Linked DNA regions of Mus musculus: region 2 is linked to region 1. Evidence: chromatin loops called from intact Hi-C (ENCODE). Cell type or tissue: left cerebral cortex. All regions are shown on one strand. Links, peaks and the distances in the headings refer to the core of each region. The heading gives the core; the rest is flanking DNA.

Evidence for each region. A loop is a pair of places that touch in the nucleus more often than their neighbours do. Peaks named below come from ENCODE experiments on the same cell type or tissue, not always from the same donor. Only the 100,000 strongest peaks of a DNase experiment are listed, where the experiment ranks them.
Region 2: a loop joins it to region 1, with 2.8 times the contacts of the local background. A loop is called at or near these places in 4 of 42 quality-filtered maps.

What each region holds. Positions count from the first base shown.
Region 1 is chr4:91,364,477-91,375,338 of GRCm38, reverse strand. The region is part of intron 1 of Elavl2 (ELAV like RNA binding protein 1); the gene reads left to right. It overlaps Mir6402 (microRNA 6402), which reads left to right and starts at 1,976; the gene lies at 1,976-2,055. It also overlaps the pseudogene Gm12653. In left cerebral cortex, for the core only: no CTCF peak of the experiment used is centred there; DNase peaks (open chromatin) are centred at 3,576, 4,066, 5,179, 5,223 and 1 more place; H3K4me3 peaks cover 3,393 bases; H3K27ac peaks cover 3,275 bases.
Region 2 is chr4:91,289,749-91,300,610 of GRCm38, reverse strand. All of the region lies in intron 3 of Elavl2 (ELAV like RNA binding protein 1), which reads left to right. Among named protein-coding and RNA genes, the nearest start is that of Mir6402, 78 kb to the left of the region's middle. In left cerebral cortex, for the core only: a CTCF peak has its summit at 5,006; a DNase peak (open chromatin) is centred at 8,817; H3K27ac peaks cover 813 bases.

The sequences.
Region 1 (10,862 bases), core at 1,698-9,697:
CTGGGGTAAGGTTAGAAGCTGTCAAAACTCATCATTGCCAGAATTGAGGACTCTGATTCACGGATTCCAATGATTGTAATTCAGATTTTAAAGAAGACTGCCAATTTGGGGCCGAATCTTTGAGCCTATACCGGATATGAGATTCCCTTTGTTCAGAAAAGCGTAAATAAGATCCTTGGAGCCGTGAGTGTGAAGTGGCAGCTGCTTGGGAGCCTCGCGGTGCTGGGCGCTGGGCAGTGGATTCCAAGCCCTGTCCTTGGTCCTACGCAGCGGAGCCCGCCTTCCGGGAAAGGGAGACTCACTGGCAGCCGCGAGGCATCGCAGCTACCCAGGGAGCTGAGTCGGCTGTATAGCCCTCAGCCCCTCCTCGCAGCTCCCCTTCCTCGAGTAGCTATTGTTAAAACTGACGCCAGGAGAAAGATGGTTGGGGACGAGACTCTGGGCAGACAGGCACACGCTTCATTTTAACTTTTGTGATTTCTCCGGGTGCAGGGGAAAACAGCCGGCTTTCTACTGCGAAAGAGCGAATCCGGGTAGACGTGGGAAAGGGGGAGGATGCTCGCCGGGCGGCGAGGGCGGGGGAGGTGGTGGCGGACCGAGGTGCTGGCTTTGCCTCGGAGAAGTTTAAATTATCGGCACGAGGGGGTGTGGGCGAATGTGTGCGTGCGAGCGCCGAGTGGTGCTCGAGACGCAAAGTATGGGGGCAAGCTACAAAGCTGGCCCGGGTTGTTCATCTCTCGCAGCTCCCTACCCCACCCACAGGCTGGTTCCAAAAGCTAGCGCTCTGCCACCCCCCCCCTTCCCCGACTCTGCCTAGGGCGTGTGTATGGGGGGGGGGGGGAGTAGGGATGGCAAGGTGGCAGTGCCCACCCTGTACCTCTGTGGCAGACAGGACTTCTCGTGGCCATTGTTGCTTAATTTATGCCCAGCACGTTGCTACGTGCCCACCTATTTCACGTCTATAAAGAATTAATAGGAAGGCTGTACAACTGTGGCAGATTGGAGGGTGGATGCGTTCCCCATTTTCCATTTTCAGGTATCTGTTACCAAAACAGACGTGGAGATTGGTTATCTTCTCTACCTCCTAACTACAGCTCCAGGTCTGCCTTTATTGTGGTGAGGGTGAGAAAAATAATCAGCCATTTAGTGTTTACGCTAACGCTGATGGACAGAGATGAATGTCCGAGCACTTCGTCCCTTAAATGGACGGGTTCTGCCCCTTCCCCCACTCATGTACACACATTCTATTTGGCTAAGATTCTAAACCTGCAACATTTCTCCACGACCTTATTTATTAGAGCTATTCCTAAGATAGTGGGGTAGGACGTGCGTATGTTTTATTTTTCTGGGCCTACTATTAATTGCAACCTAAAAAGATAGGCTTAAAATGAAGGAGAATTGGAGGGGTTACAAGGTAGACAATAGTGACCCAACAGCTTATCTTCCTAAATGATAATCCCTTTCTAAAGGTCAGGAGAGGGAGCTTGTGTTTTGTGGGGAAAGGAAGGTCAGGGATGTTTGATAATCCTCGTAAAATGGCTTCTTAAATGGGACATCTGAGAGATTTGTCAAAACTGAGCAAACAAGTCTGTGAAAAAGAAAAATGTTGAATGTTTCAAAGTCATCATTTAAGAGTTTAATTAAAAAGCAGTTTCCCCCAGTTATCTCTGCCATTCCATGAACCTATCTTAACAGACCCTTGAAGTCCCCCCCCCCCCATCTTTTAACCACGGGCTTGGGCATTCCTTTTATAGAGCTAACCCGTTTGCAGTTCTGTGGGAGAACGAAGATTGTAGACCGATGTGCTTTAGCCTACTTGGAAAGTATCTGTTGAGAGAGGTCTAACTTCAAGCAGACATCTTCAGAAAGTAAAGTGAAGGGCATTGGAAGGGTTTCAGGTGTAGATTAACAAATTGGGTAGGCCCATTTCTCTCCAACACTTCAAAACTGGTATTCTTAGCAATAATGCATGCCTGGGATGGGAATATTATAACTGTTTAGAGGGAGGTCAAAGAGGCACAGGCGCTCTCTGAGCAGTTTTCCCAGGAACCCGCACAAAGTCAGTTAAGGTCATTTAATTCCAAGTCTGATTTGAGGTGACACAGAAATGCTGGTGTTGAATCAATTAGCTATTTCTGGTGTCCCTAACCAGGGTCTCCCAAACTGAGGATGGCCTGTCTCCATTTTGACCATAATTGTTTTCCCTAATTTACTATGCCTGATTTCACTTCCCACTAGAGGGTAAATTTGCACCCCCCTTCATCCCTGGGATAGAGGAGTCCTCCCTCCCCGCCCGTCGCGTGGGGGCGGGGATCTCTGGGCGCCCTTAGCGAACCTTGCTGCATCAAACCCGCATCATGTCCTTGAAGCTGTAACCTCCATCACGTTCTTGCGGCGACTCGATCGCCCACTGTTCAGTTCTTTCCTCCTGCCTCCTGCAATTTCAGGTAGGTATGTCAGGTGATGTTTTTAAATGTAGTTTTCTAGAGGGAAGGGTTAAAACCAAAACCTTTTCATTAATAGAAAAAAAAAAAAAAAACCCTGTACGACAGGTGCTCTGGTAATTAAGCCGCCAAGCAGGTGTAAAAAAACGTGTGCGGCTCTGTCTCCAGATCTTGGGTCTGGGTCCAGAGCAGGCGCAGGTTTTTTTGGGTAAAAGAGATTTATCTGAGTGAGGGAGCAGGTTGGGGATGGTCAGCACTCGGACGCCCCCTCGGAGCAGGGCCTGTGCGGGGCTGGTGTGAGGGCACTGGGAGGATGTGGTTCAGGGCAGGTGCATGCAGGGTCGAGTGCAGGATTTCCTACTTCACATCTGAAGCAGGGTATAGCACCTCGCACAGGTACTCCGGGGCTTATTTAGCTCTCCCATTCTGTCTAGGGAGGTGGAAAGGCGCAGCGGGACTAAGCTTTTAGTTTTCCGTCGAGGGACAGACAGGACCTTTGGGCTTTGGGCGAGGGGAAAAAAGCCTTTACATTTTCTTGAAAAAACAGGTATTTTGTGTGCATATCTAGACTTACACTTGGCGCACGCATATATGTCCAAAGTGACCCCAGTTTGTGCCTGGGTCACTGGTCACTGCCCCAATCCCTCAGTATGCATGCAAACTTGCCCCGGCCGCCCCGGGAAGCCCAATGGAGGAGCCTGGAGGGAGCATGTGCCCCTGAGGGTGGCGGAGCTGGGCACTCGCGGGCCGGCGGGCGGCGTGGCGAGCACTCCTGGGCCCCGCCTCCTGGCGCGCTGCCAGGCAAGCCCCGCCTCCCCGCCCTGCTACAAACGGCGGGACCGCGGCGCCCCAGCGTCACTGAGGCAGCAGCCGGTCGGTAGGGCGGGGTTCCGTCGTGTTCCAGTCCGCCTTCCCGCCGCCGCCAGCGTGACTCCTCTGAGCGGTGCTGTCGGCCGGCGGCGCGAGCCGTGGGAGCTGCAGCCGAGCCGCAGCAGGCAAGTGTAGGGGGGCGTGGGTGGGGGTGGGGGCGGGGACGGCCGCCCCTCCGTGGGCTCCAGCCAGGACTCTGGGGCCGGGACTCGGTGTCCGCCGCAGCGCTAGGCAGCGTCCGGCTTGCCTCCACCCGAGCGCTGGTCGGGCACGCGACAACGCCACTGGCGGCAGTGGAGGTAGCGCCCGCGAAGTTCCTGCAGGGGACCGGGTACCCGGCACCGCCCCTCCTGTGGGCACGGGGCGGCAGGGGGCGGTGGGAACCGAGTGGGCCTGGGAGCGGAGCGGGGCCGGTGGCGCCAGCCGCGTGCACGGGCGTGGACGTACTCTGCACCGCGGCGTGTAGCGCCACCGGGAAACTGCGCCCAGACGCAGGTGAGTGCATTGGAGGGGGCGTGGGGGAGGGGGCTTCCCGCCCCAGCGCCGGCTTCCTGTGGCGCCTTCGGCCACCTTATGGGAGGACACGCAGCTGCTCTTCGTGCGGGAGCGCGGCGGCGGCGGTGTCTGGCGGGTGCCCACCTGGGACGGCGCCTGGAGACTTGGAGAGGCCACGCGGTGTGCCGGGGTAGCGTGAGGCCGTGGGCGCTCGGGGCGGGAGCCGTGGTGATCCCTTTTGCGTGGTAGGCGCAGCTGAGCGAGGTTGCAGCCGGTGGCGGTCGCATCCCGGGTCTGCCTGCGCGCTAGTGGCGCGAAGCGCGGATGCTCTGCTTCGCAGGCTTCGGGTTCAGCTAGCTCGCCCGGCTTAGGTAGCTCACTGTGGTACTGTGGTTATACATTTGCCTGGCCAAAATCTCTGAGGCCTTGGCGCAAGACTGGTGAGCACACTAGGGAGACTGAAGGAGCCAGGCTGACCAACCTAACAGGATTTACCAGCAGGTGCAGAGGTGACAATGACCAGCAGACATCTCATGGAAAAGCCTACCTAGTTATCCAGGGCCTGAACGCAGACACCGTACCTCTAGGTGTGAGCTGAGCCTGAAGTTTTACCTGTCCAGACCGTCATTTAAATTTGTGTGCATATTTAATATGATGAAACCTTCCATCTTCTATATTCTCTTTACATTTTCTGAAATTGTGGGAAAAGGAGGAATTACTACCAGTTATGTGCTTTCTTTTAATTCCTTCCTCAAAGAGCGGCACTTAGCAGTGTCTAGATATAATACCTTCTGAAAGGACTAAAGGGCCTTAAAAAACACTTTTTCTTTCTATTTTATTCTTAACCTTAATAACTCTGTTAAAAAAAACCAAAAAACAAAAAGTGTAGCCCAGTGTCAAAACTTAACGCAAAAAGTCCATTGACTTGAGTGCCAGTAGGGTATTCCCCTAAGTGAAACCTTTTTGAAATACTGTTTAGTTGCGTTAGAAGGCAGCCTTTTCTAAAACCTTTTGTCCAGATTCCTCAAGTTTCATATGTTGTGCTAGGTGATGGTCTTTTGGTGGAAGCTGACGTGGAGTCTCCATTTTGGAGTGCAGGATAGAAAGCTCTCCAGAATCTATATCATCTTTCTCATCTGGCACTCTGGGTATGCAGATGGAGACAGATTGCTGGATGGCTTCGAGAATTTTAGTCTTTATTTTCCAGCTTTGGGGGAGGTTGGCAAATCCATAAAGAAACACATTCTCACCATCTCCCTCAACTGTCTTTTGTGTTTCCGTGATTAAAACGGACTCCTTGTTACCTGTCTGGGTGACTGTGTTGTCACAAGGCATGAGGGATTTTTGTTTGTGTTTCCCTTTAAAGAGCGATTCTAGATGTTTAAGCCTCTAGTTCCTAGCCAGGTCTGTACGTGTTTCCTCCACGGTGTAGTGCATGGCGTTGGGAATTAAGCCTGGCCACACTGTTCCGACTGCTCACACTACTCCTGTGGACGGAATACTCAGTTCTGGTCAGCATCAGCCTGTCCACTTGTTTCCCCAATCCCTGCGGACCCTTTGTCACTAAGATATTCTAGTCCTTGGAAGTCTTGACTTGGTTTTGAGTTTTGGTTAGTTGTTTATAGTTTTTCTTCAGGAAAAAGAAACGAAGTTCAATCTCTTGTTTTGTGATTTTAATTAAGACTCTGTGCATAGTAGGTTAAGGGAGAATTGTGCCTTCAGGCCGGAAGCCATAATTCCTCAGCCCTAGCCTTGCTGTAGTCTCCATTTTTTTGTATGGACAGGTGATTTTGGCCGAACCCTACAAACTATCCTCAGCTATTGGTGCTTTGCTTTTCAACGTAATAAATTTTTTTTTCTTTCCCATTTTCTCTTCTAGAAGCAAGTCCCAAGTTGTCTTAAAGGACACAGCAGAGCCGTCCAGAATACTCTGACTGCTAAGTTATAATCAAGTGTTTCTCTTGACTTGAAAAAAAAATTTTTTTTAAATCAGTGATAATTTTCTGGCATTATTACTATGGTATAAGAACAGCAGCAGCACAGTGGGGAATTGTCCTTAGGCTTTTTGCTTCCCTGCCTCTGTAAAGGACCGTATACTCCTAACGTACACTGTTTGTCAGACTGGTAGGGTCGGTTCCTGTGCTCTCATTTGAAGTCTTAAGTCTACCACTTTGTCACATTCTCAATAGCGCCTTTATCTCCCATGGTATTTATATGGAGGGAGGGGAGAGGACAAGGGAGGGAGGGAGGGAGGGATGCTGGAGAGCTGTTAGCCTTTAAGTGAGGTGGGGTGCCTCTGTCTAGGCAGGGTCACCTTGGGCCTGGCTTACTACAGTTCTCCACCTCAGTTCTTGTTGCCTTGGATCTTTGCTGGGCAGACCACCTTGCACACTTCTAATGGTTTTGTTTATAGTTTAGCTTTGTTAGTCAGAGCTGCTTCCTGCACTCTGGCATCTGAACAGTTTTAGGACTCTCCCTGCTTGCCTCTAATTTTGAAACTAAGAAGTTTTGAACACAGGCACTCTGTTTTTATTTTGTATTGGATCCTACAGATTAGTCTATCCTGGTTAGGTACTTATTTGGTCATTTTGTTGATAACCAATTTCAGGATTCATGTTCTTACTGGGGGCCACACCCTGCTCTGGACAGAAGACACAAAATATATAGACCATTCACTTGTTTGGGCCAGTTTCACTTACCGAGGATACTCACAGAACCCACATGTTGTAGTTTAATGACAAATCTGCCATTGCATATTGTTCTCATTTTGGAAGAACAGTTGTGCATTCACTTTCTTCAGGATGCTAACTGGTTTATGGCTAGTTGTTTATTATTTTTAGATTTTAAGCAATGTACATTGACGGAGACAAGAGAAGATATATAAATTTGAAAAACAGTGCTTGAAGAATTTTGCACGTGAAAAACTGTTTTAATGTAAGCTTAAATAGCAACGTTCACAATCAGTAGTACAATTTATATATTATAAAATCCCAAGGCTTAACTAGTGTTTAGGAAAAATTTTTGTTAGAAATTAACTTGATATTTAGCTTGGCCATGTACTTCATAGCTGTCACTGTAGTAAGGTGACTAAGAAAATTTCTCATTTCAAGGGAAAATTCTGTGTGTCTTTGAGCCTATAAGGCAATTCTTGTGTGGTAACACTGTCTTCAGCGTATTCTCAACCCACCTCAGATACTGACCCTACATTTCTGGACAATGGTATTTATCCAAATAATCTGCTTTGATGGGGTGCTAATTTCTGAAACTGTGCGGGGGGCTTGGAATGCATCTGTTTTCCTGACTCTCTTAACTCTGGTGTTTCCTTTTTGACTGTTGCTGAATAGTTTGTGCAGTGACAGGTTTCCTGGTAAGATATCTTCATATCTAAGGGTTTGGGGAAGGAATGTGACATGGGAAACAGCCAAGAAGGTCATATGCAGAAGTGTCAGGGTATTAAAACAAAACCAGTTTATAACCTCATTAACAACAAATTAACTGTGGTGTTTTATTTTTTAAATGTGAAGTTTCCTATTATATATCTATAGTGTTCATTTTTATAGTGTCATTTTCTGACAGTTAATAGCCAATTTGACGACAGGAAGCCCCTATTTCTCACTTAAAAAAAAGTCTTTTAGTTCGAAAAAAGGAATTTTTCTCCATAAACGTATTTGTGTTTAAAGAGTAAATGATTGTGTGTTTACAAAACACTGAAGGTTTTGTTTCAATGCCGTGTGCAGTTTGAATTTATAAGTGGAGGTAGCTGTTCTTTCCTATTCCAATGTAATAGTGGGGGATTAATATCTGGCTTTTTCTCTAATTTAATTAATACATGACTATTTTCCTCCAACTTAAAGAGTTTGTTTCAAAAAAGTTAATTTATAAAATTGTAGAAAGGAAGTTTAAAAAAAAGATTTTTTTTTTTCCCGAGACAGGGTTGGTTTCTCTGTAGTTCTGGCTGTCTTGGAGCTTGCTCTGTAGATCATGATGGCGTCAAACTTGTAGAGATCCACCTGACTCTGCTAGGATTAAAAGTGTGCACCACCACCAGCCAGACTTTTTACATTTTTAAAATTACCATTTTTTAATAGTGGGGAAGACAGTCTGTTATTTAAAAAGAGGAAATTAATATTTGTATTAACTTTTTTTTTCCTCCACAGTTCTGTTGCTGTGAGAATTTCATTATTTTAACAACTTTAAAGACTGTAATAGTAGAATATCACCAGTCTCTATTTTTGTAAACACCAGGAGGGTAATAAACTCTGTTTATTCGGAGTGCTATTTTCTATTTTAGTTCACGTTCTTTGGCCCATGGTCAAAGTTACTTTAAAGTTTCCTTAGATACTTTCTTGACTGATTTTGCTTAGAGCAAAAGATGCCGGCTGCTTTGTAATATTTTGCTTTTCTGTATCTCCTTATTGTGGAGTGTATAAAATAGCATTGTGTAATATTTAGGATCTGAGCATCTGGGAGCATTTGATCAAGGCCTGTTTTACTAGAGAAATGCACACACAGAGAAAATACCATAGCATTTTTACCTTCCTGACCTCTGGGGCAAAGATTGCTTGAAATCTGATTATTAAAAAATTTGGAAGAGGGATTATTTAAAATTTAGAAATTGGAATTGCAGTACTCTGACCAGAGCTGAAAGCCCGTCTCTAGTTGAGGTATCCCCGTGGGCCTGTAGCTTTAAAATGGCTCAGAGCTTGGCTGTTTTCTTCCTGGTTTGTTTAGGGCCCATCCTGTTTGTGTCCATACATATCACACATGCAAGGCCTCCTCACTGCCAGCTTTCTGCTGAGTTGCTTTGCCTCAGTAAGCTATTGTCACTTAGGTTCAAATTCTTTATTTAGCCGTGCCAGGTGGAAAATACTAGGCTTGAATGCAGACTCTAATTTAAGTGTAGTTGCTTGTCCTGGATTTTTGAAAGAACTCCACCTCACTGTCTTCATCCCCAAGATCAAGGGGAGCATGTTGATAGCGAACTGCTCTGCGGACTGCACAAGTGGCCAAGCAATCACTCTAAGTTAGTTTTCTGTACTTCTGGTATTCATTGTGCTGTTTATAAATCCTCTTTAAGTCTCTGTTTTTGGTGCTTGGGACTGAACATGGTTTCACATATGTTCATATTACTTGTAATGTTACATCTATAGACATATATTACACCTCTATGTTCTTTTCCACCCTCATGGAAGGAAAGAAAAATCAAAAACTCCAGTTTATTTCTGCCTTGGGTATTTTCAGTATGGACTTTTGTTTTCTGTTGTTGGTTCTTTCCTGGTAGCACAGAGTTTATTACGGAGCCAGGTCGGATGCTGGTTACCCAGGCGCTGTATTTTCTTGACTAATCAACAGGCAGGCTCTTTCTGGAAGAAGGACAGTCCTTTGTAAAAAGAGGCGTCACCATCCTTCCTGAGCACCCATGAATATTCCACAGAAGAGGTAGATAGAGCTGGACTGCAGCAGCTGAGCTATGGTCGGTTAGACCTTCCAGAGCGTGGTGGGGTCCAACAGGGACAGTGCCCTCAGCCACCTCTCCTGACCCTAAGAAGAAAGGCTGAACACTGCGACCAGTTCTCAGGGACTGAAGGGCTTTACTAGGCTGGTCTGGGGCCTCTTGTTCCAGCTGCACAGTAAATGCCTTCCTCTGGACTGTAGTGCACAGGACCACAGTGCAGCCATGGTTCCTCCTCCTCCTCCTCATACCAGCACTGTTCACTGAAGTCAGGGAAGAAGGCTGCAATCTAAACCACGGAGTCTGAGCCACGGGTAGCATTTCAGGTGTCAGTGAGGCACAAACTCCCACGAATTGAGTCTGGGGCTATATGGCGTGCTCGAAATTCTCTGGTAGGTCCCATCCGTGTCCTCCAAAGTTGCATGGTATCTTTGTAGGTAAGGATATAGGCTCGGATTGGCCCTCTTGTCGTGAATTCCACCAGCCGCTGATAGAAAAAAAAAAACCCTTCACGCTCTCGGTAAAACCCAGGCAGTCCTCTGGCTTCCACTGCAGTTCTCTTGTTCATACAGTGAGGGAGTTGTCGCTCAGAATCTGCTGATGAACAGCCTCCAGGATCAGTGGGTGGGCAACTGCGTCAGGCTTGATCAGGGCTAGCGTGAGCTGAAGAGCCTGGGGACTTTATACGATGGAGGTCATCTCAGCCATGCCTTTCCGCAGGATTTAGCTGGACGAATCAGTGCATCCCAGCTTGATCTAGCCATCCCAAGGCCAGGCTGCTAAAGGGTCTCCTGGGAAGGCAGGTGACTGTATAGTCCAACCAACAATGGTCAGCTGTGAATGGAAAGTCCAAGGATCTAGTAGTTGCTCAGTCTCAGTTGTAGATTCCAACAGCTGTGCTGGCAAGTAAATGCAAGCAGGCAAAGAGGAGTCTTCAGTATGGAGTATAATACAAATATATTGCTGATGAGCATGGAAGAAAAGCTTAAAATATGTTCTTCTTGAAAATATATTCCAGGAATATAAATTTTAAAATGTGAATTTCCCTTCTTTCAGTGAGAAATCGAATCCTTAAGCTTGAGCTTTTACGATAAAATGACCAGTGGATGTTTTCTTGGTTTGAATTTGGCTCTCTTAGTGGAGAGGGGCCAGGATCTAGTTCCCACATCACAAAGTGGAGTTTATGGGGTACATTAGTCATGATTCTCTCTCCCCACCCAAATGACAAGCCCTGGATGGATGCCCTGTCATGTAAGTTAACTGAAACTGCCCACTAGCCCACTTGTTAAAGGCTGCTTGACGCTTTTTGTTCTTCAGGCATCATTTGGGTCTATCTGAAAGAACAGGAGGTATTGCTCAAAGCAAATAAGCCACAGTGTATTTGGAAATAAATTCAGCGAATTGGGTAAGATAGGGAAAATACTCATGAAACTGATCACGCTTTGTCTTGCTTCCTTCAAACCGTTTTTTCAAAATAGAACTGTGACATTTCTATTTCACTAGCTGCTTTACTGTGGTGGCCTCTGGTGACATGGTGTGGGAGGGTCTAGGACTGAACAGTCCCAGATGTGTAACATACACAATCTATAGTTGGGGTCAGC
Region 2 (10,862 bases), core at 1,071-9,070, 74 kb after region 1:
TACATTTTTTTTTTTTTTAATCTTTGGGTTGAAGTCTATCCTGGCCATTTGGCTTGTTTTCTAACCTTATTGGAATTGTTTGACTCTGAACTTAAATTTGGTTTTGGGAAAACATCCCCTAATACACTTACTATCTATAATCCTTAGTTTCCATGGTCTGGGAAGAATACAAAGCTTATTTTTTAGCCTATATGTGAACATCATCCCTGGGAGATTAGACAAAGAAGGAATAGTAAGTTAAAGGAGCCTAGGAAGGTTGTTGATGCTTTTATACCAGCCTCGGTGAGCTAGAGCTCTGCTGTATGGGAAGTGTTCTATGTGGGGTGTGTGTGTGTGTGTGAGAGAGAGAGAGAGAGAGAGAGACAGAGACAGAGAGAAAGAGAGAGAGAGAGGAGAGAGAGAGAGAGAGAGAGTGTGTGTGTGTGTGTGTGTGATGGTCTGACTTAAAGCTTGACTCCCAGTGGGATATTACTGACCTAGAAACTAAGCGTGTTGTTACATTTAGCTGTAAGGTGTTGATTAGCAAAGTGTCACCGAGTGACTTGCTTGCACTTTTATTGACGCCTGTCCCTTCAACTGACTATCCCTTTAATGTAAATCACAAATCCTCCTGCTAACGTTCTGATTTCATCCACTAAGGCATCCAGATAGAGAAGTACAGAGAACAGTGGCTTGGATGTAAGGAAGCCCAGCATTTCTGCAGTGTTAGCAGATCACAGGACTTAGAAGAAGAAAAAAAACGCTGTCTCTTTGTTTTCTTTTCTGTTGAAACATTCATTGAAAACACTTAAAGCACTGCTTCGTTCCCTCACACAGATTTCTACAGACTTCAGTTTGTGTGGGGATGCGGGGCGATTTCCGCAAGGGCATGGTTAACTTAGCAGATGCAGTTTTACATCTTGTTTTCCTTTTCTGTTAAGTCCTTATGCATATTGCGAATTAGAGTTTATTTTTAGTTCTTAATGAGTCCTTCTCTCATCATTGTACTTTTTGTTGCAATTCTGTTTTCAACATAGTGCTTTGATTTCGAAGGGAGCGAATGTGTATGACTTACCAATTTTATATTTACACCGTCTTCTGCTCAATTAAAATGGTATGTTTCTCTGTGTAGGATAACAGACTTATTACCTTGCCCATGATCTCTCATAGCCTGTTTGACCTTGGACTCTACCTTTAGGAAGTCAAATCTTCCTTTTAAGAAAAACTTCAGGGGAGGTATAAATGCAGGTAAACAATAAACTAGAATTACTGTATGGTCTTCAAGGTCACTGGAAGGTTTACTGCCTCCCTCGTTGATGTTTTAATGTCCTCATAAGGAAGAGCTGATCATTAACACCAGAGTCTACAATCTAACTGTCCTCTGAAATCTTCCTAACCTTGGGACTCATATGAGAACTCTTCATCACACAGCTGGAATGGATGATGGTTCCTCTTAGTCTGCTTTATATTTTTTTGTTCCATTAATTAATTTATTTATTTACTTTACATCTGGAACCCAGCCCCTCCCCCAATTCTCCTAGTTCCAATCCCTCACACAGTCCCTCTCTCCATTCTTCCATCTCTGCCTCTTCTGTTCTGAGAAAAGTGTGGGCTGGGTACCATTCCACCCTAGCACATCAAGTCACTGCAGTCCTAGGCACACCCTCTTCCACTGAGGCCACCATACAAAGCAGCTCAGTTAGGGGAACAAGATCCACAGGTACGCAGCAGAGTCAGGGACAGCCAACCCCTGCTTCAGTTGTTGGAGGACCCAAATGAAGACCAAGCTGCACATATGCTAAATATGTGCATGTATGCTTGTTGCTTGGTGGTTCAGTCTCTGGAAGCCTCCAAAGATCCAGGTTAGTAGATTCTGTTGGTCTTCTTATTGAGTAGGTATACATTCCAGGTCCCTCAATCCTTCCCCAAACCTTTCCACAAGGCTTCCTGAGCTCAGGTCAGTTGCTGGTTGGAGCCTCTCAGAGAACAGTTATGTTAGGCTCCTGTCTATAGCATAACAGAATATCATTAATAGTGTCAAGGATTGGTTCTTGCCTATGGGATAGATCTCAAGTTGGGCACTTACCTTCTCAAACACAAAGAATTGTGATTTAACATGTTAAAATTTCAATGTCTCATACCATTGTTTTAAACCTTTAAATTACTGGTGTTTCTAGGTTCTTATTGAGGGGATGATTCATAGGTGTTAGAAAAGATGAAAATACAGAATTCTCAATACTGATCTGTAACATATATGAATATACATCCATATATTTCCCTTTATAAAGTATTAGAATCCAAAAGCTTTGACAGAAAGCAAAGGTAACATTCAATAGCCCCTCCTTTCAGGTTCTGGAACATCTATCTAAATCTAGACCTGGTATTAAAAGTCGATACAGAATGAAGCTAGAGGGATAGTTCCGCAGTTAAGAGCATTGGCTGTTCTTCAAGAGAGCCTTGGTTAGATTCCTGGTACCTGCACAGTACATTCCAACTGTCTCTTACGCCAGTTGCAGAGGAACGGACGCCCTCTCCTGGACTCCAGCATTACTAGGAAAGTTCATGATATACAGACAAAATATCTGTACACACAAAATAAAAACACATCTTTAGAAAGTAGATTCAGAGTCCTCTGTGGTTAGCTTCCTTCCTGCAGTTCAGAGTTTGGAAGACACTGTATCTGGACCTGGTCTTCAGTACAAGGGAGCCTTATGTTCTTTCCTGGCTTTAAGCCAGGTGGCTATTTTCCAAAAAACCCTCCCTCCTTTTGTTGAGGGGTCACAAGGTATCAGATTTCTCCAGTAGGTGCTGACAAATAAGAGTGAGAATTTCCTTCTGTTGTTTGGCTTTCCCATTTACTAACTCCCTTTTCCAAGTACCCTTCCATGAAGAAATGTGTTCTAAACCCTCAGAGTAGAACCATTATTCATCCAGTATCGTCTTGAAGCTGCCTTGAGGGGCAGATGCTGACACACATGACGTTAGGAACAAGTGGGCAGTGGCTGTTTTGCAGCATGTTAGCTTGTCACTGAGTAGAAAAGTCTTCCCTTTAAATCTTAGGTCCACACCAAGAGCTCCTGCCTTCCCATTCAGCACCAGCTGCATTCTTGCTGTAACAAACATCCTCCCACTCTGTGACTGGGGACATCATTCCATCTCAGTGACTGACAGTTCTTGGTTCAGGAGTTGGCTACTGATGGCTGAAAAGCAATTGTACGTGCTCCTGGCTTAACAGAAAGTCCCCCCTCCTAATTTTATGAATTTAAAATAATAAAAAACTAATATTTCTCATGGTTAAAGTCTTAAACTTTTAAATTTACTCCGCCCCACCCCCGTCAGTGCTGAGGATTGAACCCATGGCCTTGCAGATGTTAAACTTGAGGGGGGAGGAAGAGGTCCTCTGGCCAAGACTCTTATGTCTTATTTGATCACAGTGATGGCGCTGCCGTTCAGCCTGTGTGAGAACTTTGGATATGTTTGGGAACATGTGCACTGTTGCATTTCTGATTTATGGAGTGATGCTTGTGTGTCATGGTTGGAGTAAGCAGAGAACTAGTCTTAGGAGGTGGGATATTCAGAGTGGTCCAGGCTTTTCTGTTGCTGTTCTGAGCTGGAGTGCAGCAGCAGTCTGTGTGGTTTGCTAATGATTTGATGAGTATACCACCTGGTAGAGGGGTTTTTGTTTTAGTCCCTTAGGTAACAGTAAGAGGAGGATTTCTCTTTGGTTTAGATGGAAAGATTTGTAAGGAACTTTGTGAGTTTAAGGAAAGTTGTTTCATTTTCTTTTATTTAGACCATTCTGCATGTGACTTCTCTTTTATAGTGTGATAGGAGACTAAGTGGTGGGCATTTCCTCCAAGTCAGCTACAGAAAGCAAGGCCAATAAAAGGACTAAGAGTCACTTAGGCAGTTTGCCTCAGGATCCAGGTTTATCTTTTCATCTTTTGACTGTTTTTGAAAGACACAGTCTCACTCTGTCTCAGGCCTGAAGCTCAGTCTTCCAGCAATTTTCCTTCTGAGTGCTGGGATTACAGGCAAGAGCTACCAGACCTAGCTCATGTTGATGTAGGCATTTGAAGAGTCCATGGCAGGAGGAGATTGAGGTGGAGACATTATCTGTCTCCTTTGATGTCTCAGTAACCCTGAGGCTGCTCTATAGCTGCCTCCTCTTTCTTCCAATCACCTTTGCATCTATTCTGGTAAGTTCCCCTTTGCTAATTAGCCAGAGTAGATTTGTATTTCTCTTGATTTGTGCCTTAATGAATCGTACTTGTGTAATGCATATGTTTAATGCTTTCTGTCAGAGATAGCCTACACACACACACACATGATCTTATATATCTATATGATATCTAGAACCTACAAGTAAGACAGACCTGAAATTCTTGTCTTCCTGGAACTGGTGCAATTTATTCCTATAGTTACCCCCAGTTGTGCCCATTTTTCTGCAGATGATATAATTGTCATCTTCAACTCAGTCTGCCATAGTTGTCTCCTCCATTTAGCTGTCTTGAGTTCTCAGCAGAAACTTTATGTCTTAGTTTATTTGTTGTGTATTTATGCCTCCTAAGTACCTGCTGTAGAATCGTAAGTGTAATTATTTAAAAATAAATTCATTCAATGTTGCACAGTTATGTTGCAATTTGTATAAGCTTAAAGGAATCAGATATCTGTTCTGGTGAGGTTGGAGCAGAAGAAGCTTGATCAAGAGGACACCAAACTTTGGGAGATGGTGAAGAGAATCTTGCAGAAAACCCTAATTAGGCCATACATTCTAAACTTGAAAAAAAAAAGCCCCACAAAATTCCTTTGAAAATTGAAAAAAGCTCCACAGTCACTTAATGAATAGGGTTTTTAGTTGTTCATTTTTGAAAATCTTGTTTTACCTTTTTTTCTCTTTTCCTGGTGATTTCTTTTCAATTTTTGAGGCTGGCCTTGAACTTGCCATGTAGCCAAGAAAGAAAAAAAAAACGTTTAAAGGACTTAATTCGTAAATGATATGTATATTACATGACTGCCTGTTGTTGACATGTGAATGTGAGTGAAGTGCCTTTAGAAGCCACAGGAGGGCCTTGGATCCTCTCCAGTAGTTGGGAGCACTGACCTGGGTTTTGTCAGAACAGGGTACTCTGTTGACAGCCGAGCAGTCCTCTGCAGCCTGCTCCCCTGTTCTTTTCTTAATACTGGATAATGGTGCCAGGACATGTTAATTTTGATAGGTATAATATCAAGAGTTTTGGGATAAGCGTCATGGCTGAAAAGTGACTGTGTTCTCATGCTAAGATTCCACATTGAACTTAGGATAATTGTTGGGTAAATTTTGATGGCTGAGATTATCTTTAGTTGTTCTGTTCCGCACAAATTCTAAAGAATGGCTAGGAAAGTAAAGAAATTCTAGGTAACTATTCCATGTAATAAGTAGAAGAGATATCATTCAAACTGCTAAGTATTGTGGAATAGTTAGTTGAATCGAATATAAGTTTAATTTGTTATATTTTGGAGAATCGCGATACCTCTTTCTTCCCAAGAATGATGTTGCTGGGCATGGTGGCTCCCACCCATGATCTCGGGGCAAGAAGCAGAGGTGGGACAATTTAGAATTCGAGGACAGCCTTGGCTATGTAGTGAGACATTGTCTCAAACTAAATAATAGATAAAACACTGATGGGTATTGAAATAATGTTTATATTAATTTCAACTGATTTCAAAGGTATCTGAAATGTTTAATACATGAATAAGTCAGAAGTGTGGCGGTTTTTAGCATGGTACAACTGCTTGAGTGCTTGTGTTGAATGTAATTTGGGTGTGGATGTAGATAACCCTGATACAGTGTAAGTGGGGTTTCGTGTTCAGATTCTTTTCAGTGTGGTTTTTTTTTTTTTTTTTTTTTTTGGTTTTGTTTCTGTTTTTTTTTTTTTTCTTGCTAAGAAGTATCTAGTTTGAGAAAAATCAAGTAGTCTGAATGTAAATGAAATACCTTAATAATGTTGCCAACTAAGGAGCCTAGAATAAGTACTTCATAGTTTGCATTGATTTGAGAATAGGACTCAACTAATCAGAGATCTGGCAGCATCACAAAATTATTCTGTCGCTTCTAAATAAAAAAGACCATTTTACAGTCTTTCCTGCTCTTTATAAATAGCAAGTAAGAATTTGTCAGTAACAAAACCAGAAAGTTGCTGAACACCAAAGGCTGTTGAGAGCCAGAAAAGAGCGGAGAGGTTGGCACTGAGTGAACACTTTATTTCTTTGAGTTTGCTCAGAATTGAACACATAATGCACTGTGTAGTGTTGTAACCTGTAGGAAGTTGTTTAACAAGCCTCACTCTAGCACATAGGGCTAAACATAGTTTTGGGAAGTAATTTGACAAGGGTAAGGCAGATGTCCACATTGTGAGCACAAGCATTAGCGAACACCCTTGGCTTAGCTTTTGTTCACAGATGAGATATGTTAACCAATCTAGGTATTGAATTTATAAGGCTATTTTGCAGATAGACTTAAGTCTCTAGTTCCAGAAACCACCTTTCTTGGGTCTAGTCTTGAATTTTTTTTCTTTTTCTTTTTTTTTGGGGGGGGGGCACAGAGTTGCTATATGATGTGGTCCAAACAGTGGGACATAGAAGTTATGTCGCTTATCAGATCATGTCAATATAGTTTCATCTGATTTTGTGAACACATAGCACATAGAACATATAAGCCACACAAGTTCCCTGGTGTCAGGTGAACAGGACAGGTGGAGCACTATACTCCACACGATAAATGACTTAAAATCTAGGCGATCACGAATAAGCCCCTTTTCAATTTCTATCCTGTTATAGATGATAGCATGGTAGTAAGAAAGATGACTTCTGTATTCAGAGTTTTCTTGTTTCGCAGGGAATATATACCTGGAAATACCAGCCGTAGTGCACTACATCTCTGGCAAGAGATTATGATGTCACTGTCACCATAGGACTACAAGGCAAGCTTCTGCCTGTGCACTTCAGTCAGGGTGATTTTTCTGTGGCACCAGTGCAGATAGAGCCACACTATTCCGTCATCTAACAATTCATTTTCCTCTACATATTAGGTTCTTTATTATAGTATTTGTGCTGAGTTTAGACTGGAGGTTTACAATATCCTCTCTTTCCAACTTTGCAATGAGGTGATTGTAGGGAAATGTGCATGCGTGCTATGAATGTGACAGTCATAGGAACTGTACCATTTTGTATTTCTTTTCAGAAGCCATCTGTTAATTGATGGGCATACAGCCATGTGGTCTGAGTGGTTTGCTGTAATATAAGCTACCCCTTAGCAAAAACAAAATGTGCATTTATTTCTTCATTGCCTGAACTTATAGGCATGGCTTTCATCTGACCCACAGACTTTACCACTTTTGTGAGTACTGCCAACTTCCTTGTCAGTTGGGATCCACTGGGGTTGTTCCTCTTTACTGCTTCAGAGACATCTTTCTTGAGGTTCCAGAGGCTGTGTCTGCAGTATTAAGTAGGTTTCCTTGGACCAAGTATTTAGATTCCAATCTGCCCAAACACAATGTTTCCAATGGGGGAATTTCTCCTAGATATAAAATTCATTGCTTTTGTGTGACTATTTTAAATTTAAAGGAAAGAAAAAATATGTTTTTTAAACTCTTGAAAAAAAAACAACTCTTGTTAACTGTGTTTGTTCATCAAATATAAACTAAGCAAACTGTTGTACACAGGAAGAGAAATCCTGGTATTTATATCTAAATCTTTGTGCTGAGCGAGGACAGTGACAGTCATTGCTTCATAGAATTTTTTTCACTGTATGATATTACCCATTATTCTTTCTGTAATGATTCTGCCTCTTCTCTAACCTTTCTTAACATGGTGTCACCTCTTTTTTTTTTTTTTTTTTTGTGATGAATGTAGACTTGGATTAAGTATAATTTGTGAGTCATGTACGCAATGTCAAAATAATGTCTTATGGTAAACTTCTTCCCACTTTCTGTCTCCTAATTAGAATAGCATAGTATCTGGATGTGGAGAACATTCACATCCATGTACATTTATATAAAGGAGACTTCAAAGATGCTACCCAGGGTAGCCATCTTTGGCTTTGCAGTTTAGAGATGTGCTGTCTTTCGCTGTGGTATATGTGATGAGAATAGTTGCACAGTTGAGACGCAGTGCTAATCTCTACTCACTGACAGGTCAGCAGGTCCCTTGTTCTTTTTCAAATGTGAGATGTTATCTGGGAAAGACTTGGCTTCCTACCTTAGCCTGGACTTGAGCGGACTGCTACAGGACTGAGTCTAGATGTTGAATGTTGGGTGAAAGGAGGCTTGTGGAAGACGTTGTTTATCCATATGAGTGAGAGGTCCTCATGTGGGCTGGGAAGCTTGTGGAGACTTTAATGATTAATCTTGCATCATCATTCCCCTTGCAACCACTGCAGACTGACTGTTTTCAGGTGTTGTTCCTCAGTGAGTGGGTCAGTCTTGTGTGTCCTGCATGCTAATCCTCCTGTAGAACAAGCTTGAGTCTCAGGGAGAGGCAGTTCTCTTGTCTCTGCAGACAGAGTGTCTCCTGAACTGCTGTCCAGATCAAAGACTTTACAAATGCCTCATCTTCCTGTCTTCCCCATGTGCTTTTTCTTGTTTCCTTTCATTTCTTTGTCAAGAAAACCCTGAATTTCATCTCTTGCTAGACTTCAGCTTTTCATGTTAGTCATTGGTTAATTAAAACTGGAGTGACCAGCCATGAATGTTCCCAGTTCATTTCTAGGACTGGCTTCTCTCTTATTTATGGTGGAACTTAACATTTTAAGCTTGTTAGGGCAGAGACTGTGCGGTATTGATCCCACCTTCTTTTCTACAGCTAGAAAACCATACTCAGAGTATGAAAGCATTTTAAGCAATCTGCTGAGGGGAGAAGTATCTTGTGTGGGAGACAGTTTTGGCAGTAACAAGCATGTTTGGCTTTAGTCATAAGAATTGCTTTCTGAGCTTCTGGAAGAGGAGTATGTAAATCAAGCTTCATTTAAGATGAATCTTGTTATAATGCAGATACCTCTCATCTATCTGCTTTATAATGATGGATTTGTTTTGAGGGCTTAAGTGGTTTGTGCACCTGCAGGATGCTAGTCCTTTTCTTTCAGAGTTTCTCCCCCAACCCCTTCCTTTTATATGTGGTCCTTTGGATGGATCAAGAAAGAACTGTAAAGTTTCAGTCAGTTGATTACACACAAAGGACAAGAAATCAAATGCAGGTGTATTTGGTTGGACAGCTGTGGTATCTGGGTGCACAGGACCGTGCTTCTAAGCGATGCCCAAGCTCCACTGAAAGCAGTGAACTTGGAGAAGTTAAGCTTGGGAAAATCAGCCTTGGATATTTGAAATCAAATTTGGTTTACTAGCTACCCCATGTGCCTTTGAGCAAGTTAATTATCATCTCTGAATCTCCACACTTATTATCTTTACAATGTTTATAAATGTGTGTACATAGAATTAAATGTGCTGAATCTATATAAAATGTGTTGCTCCATAAGCAGTGTTAGGCAGTAGAGTATTCTTTGCTTCCAGGCAGGTAGGTAGATATATTTATGGGCTATTGGGAATGGACTTTGCCCTTTAAACTTACAGGCCTTTTTGCAGTGGAAAATATAGGATGTTGAAGCTTTTGAATAAAATACATTCTTTAAAAGTATGTGTTCAAGAAGAAAATTTATCTCCAGAAGAATCTTTTATCATAAAGACCTGGTACGGTTTGCATAATCTAATGTTCCTTCCACAGTTAATATAATCAAATGTTTCTCTTTGAAATTTCGGACAAAACAGCCTTCCTAGTAAATTGCAAGGCTGACATAATGTCAAAAAGGCTACTAACTAATTATAGAGCTTAGGGGCTTAATTGTGTGTGTGTGTGTGTGTGTGTGTGTGTGTGTGTGTGTGTGTGTGTGTGTGTGTGTGTGTGGTATCTAAATAAAAATGCTGTTTTGCAGAGAGTAAAAGCCACATTAAGAAAGCTGCACTGCTTCTTAGTAGACTGACTGCTCACTGGTTTCTTTGTGTGAGTGTGTGCATGCACCCATGTGAAGATTGACACCAGCTGGTCATGAAGCAACAGCAGATGCCCTTTTTACTACCACAGTTGTTAACTGGCTTCCTGCTTTGCCACAATACTATTTTGAGGAATATAGCTCCTCTGCCCTCATCTCAAATGATATTTACTCGAACAACTGAACAACTCCACTGCCTCTTAAGCTGGCAGAAGACAAAGCAGAGACTATAAGTATCTGTGTGTATGGAGGTCCATATATGTTAATTCAATGGAGAGATTATTACAGACCCACCCCTTTAACCGGGAGTAGATCTGGCATTAGCTTAGAGTTGTTAATGTCCTAACTGAACTTTAGAGCCTGCGTTTTTGGTTACCTGTAATCTTTAGGCTTTTGCTCCCATCACAACAGCAGCCTTGCTATTTGAAGGTAGAGGTGCTGATGGCTCTTTTTGAACAACTATCTGAACTAGTAGGTGGCAAGTGCTGGCTTTTGTCTTTCCCACGTCCCCTTCGAGGTGCTCCACCATCTTACTCTTTCATACTGGAGAACTTTCTGAAGATTGGAATGAGAGGAATCCTTCTATTTTCTCTCTTCAGATTAAGCTCAATTTTCCCAATCAAGACATTCATAGTACCTAGTACAGCACTTGAACATTTGGAGGATTTAATATACTCTCTCTGTTCTCGATTACCTAAGATTGAATTGTGTGGGAGTTCTTAATGCTGTCTGCAAGGGTGATGTATTAAGAACCCACACTTTCGCCAACTTAAACAAGGTCACACTGCATTGCCAGCAAATTCATAATTACTGGGACTGGAACTGTAGGAAAATATAGAGCTTTACTAGTTGTATAATCAGG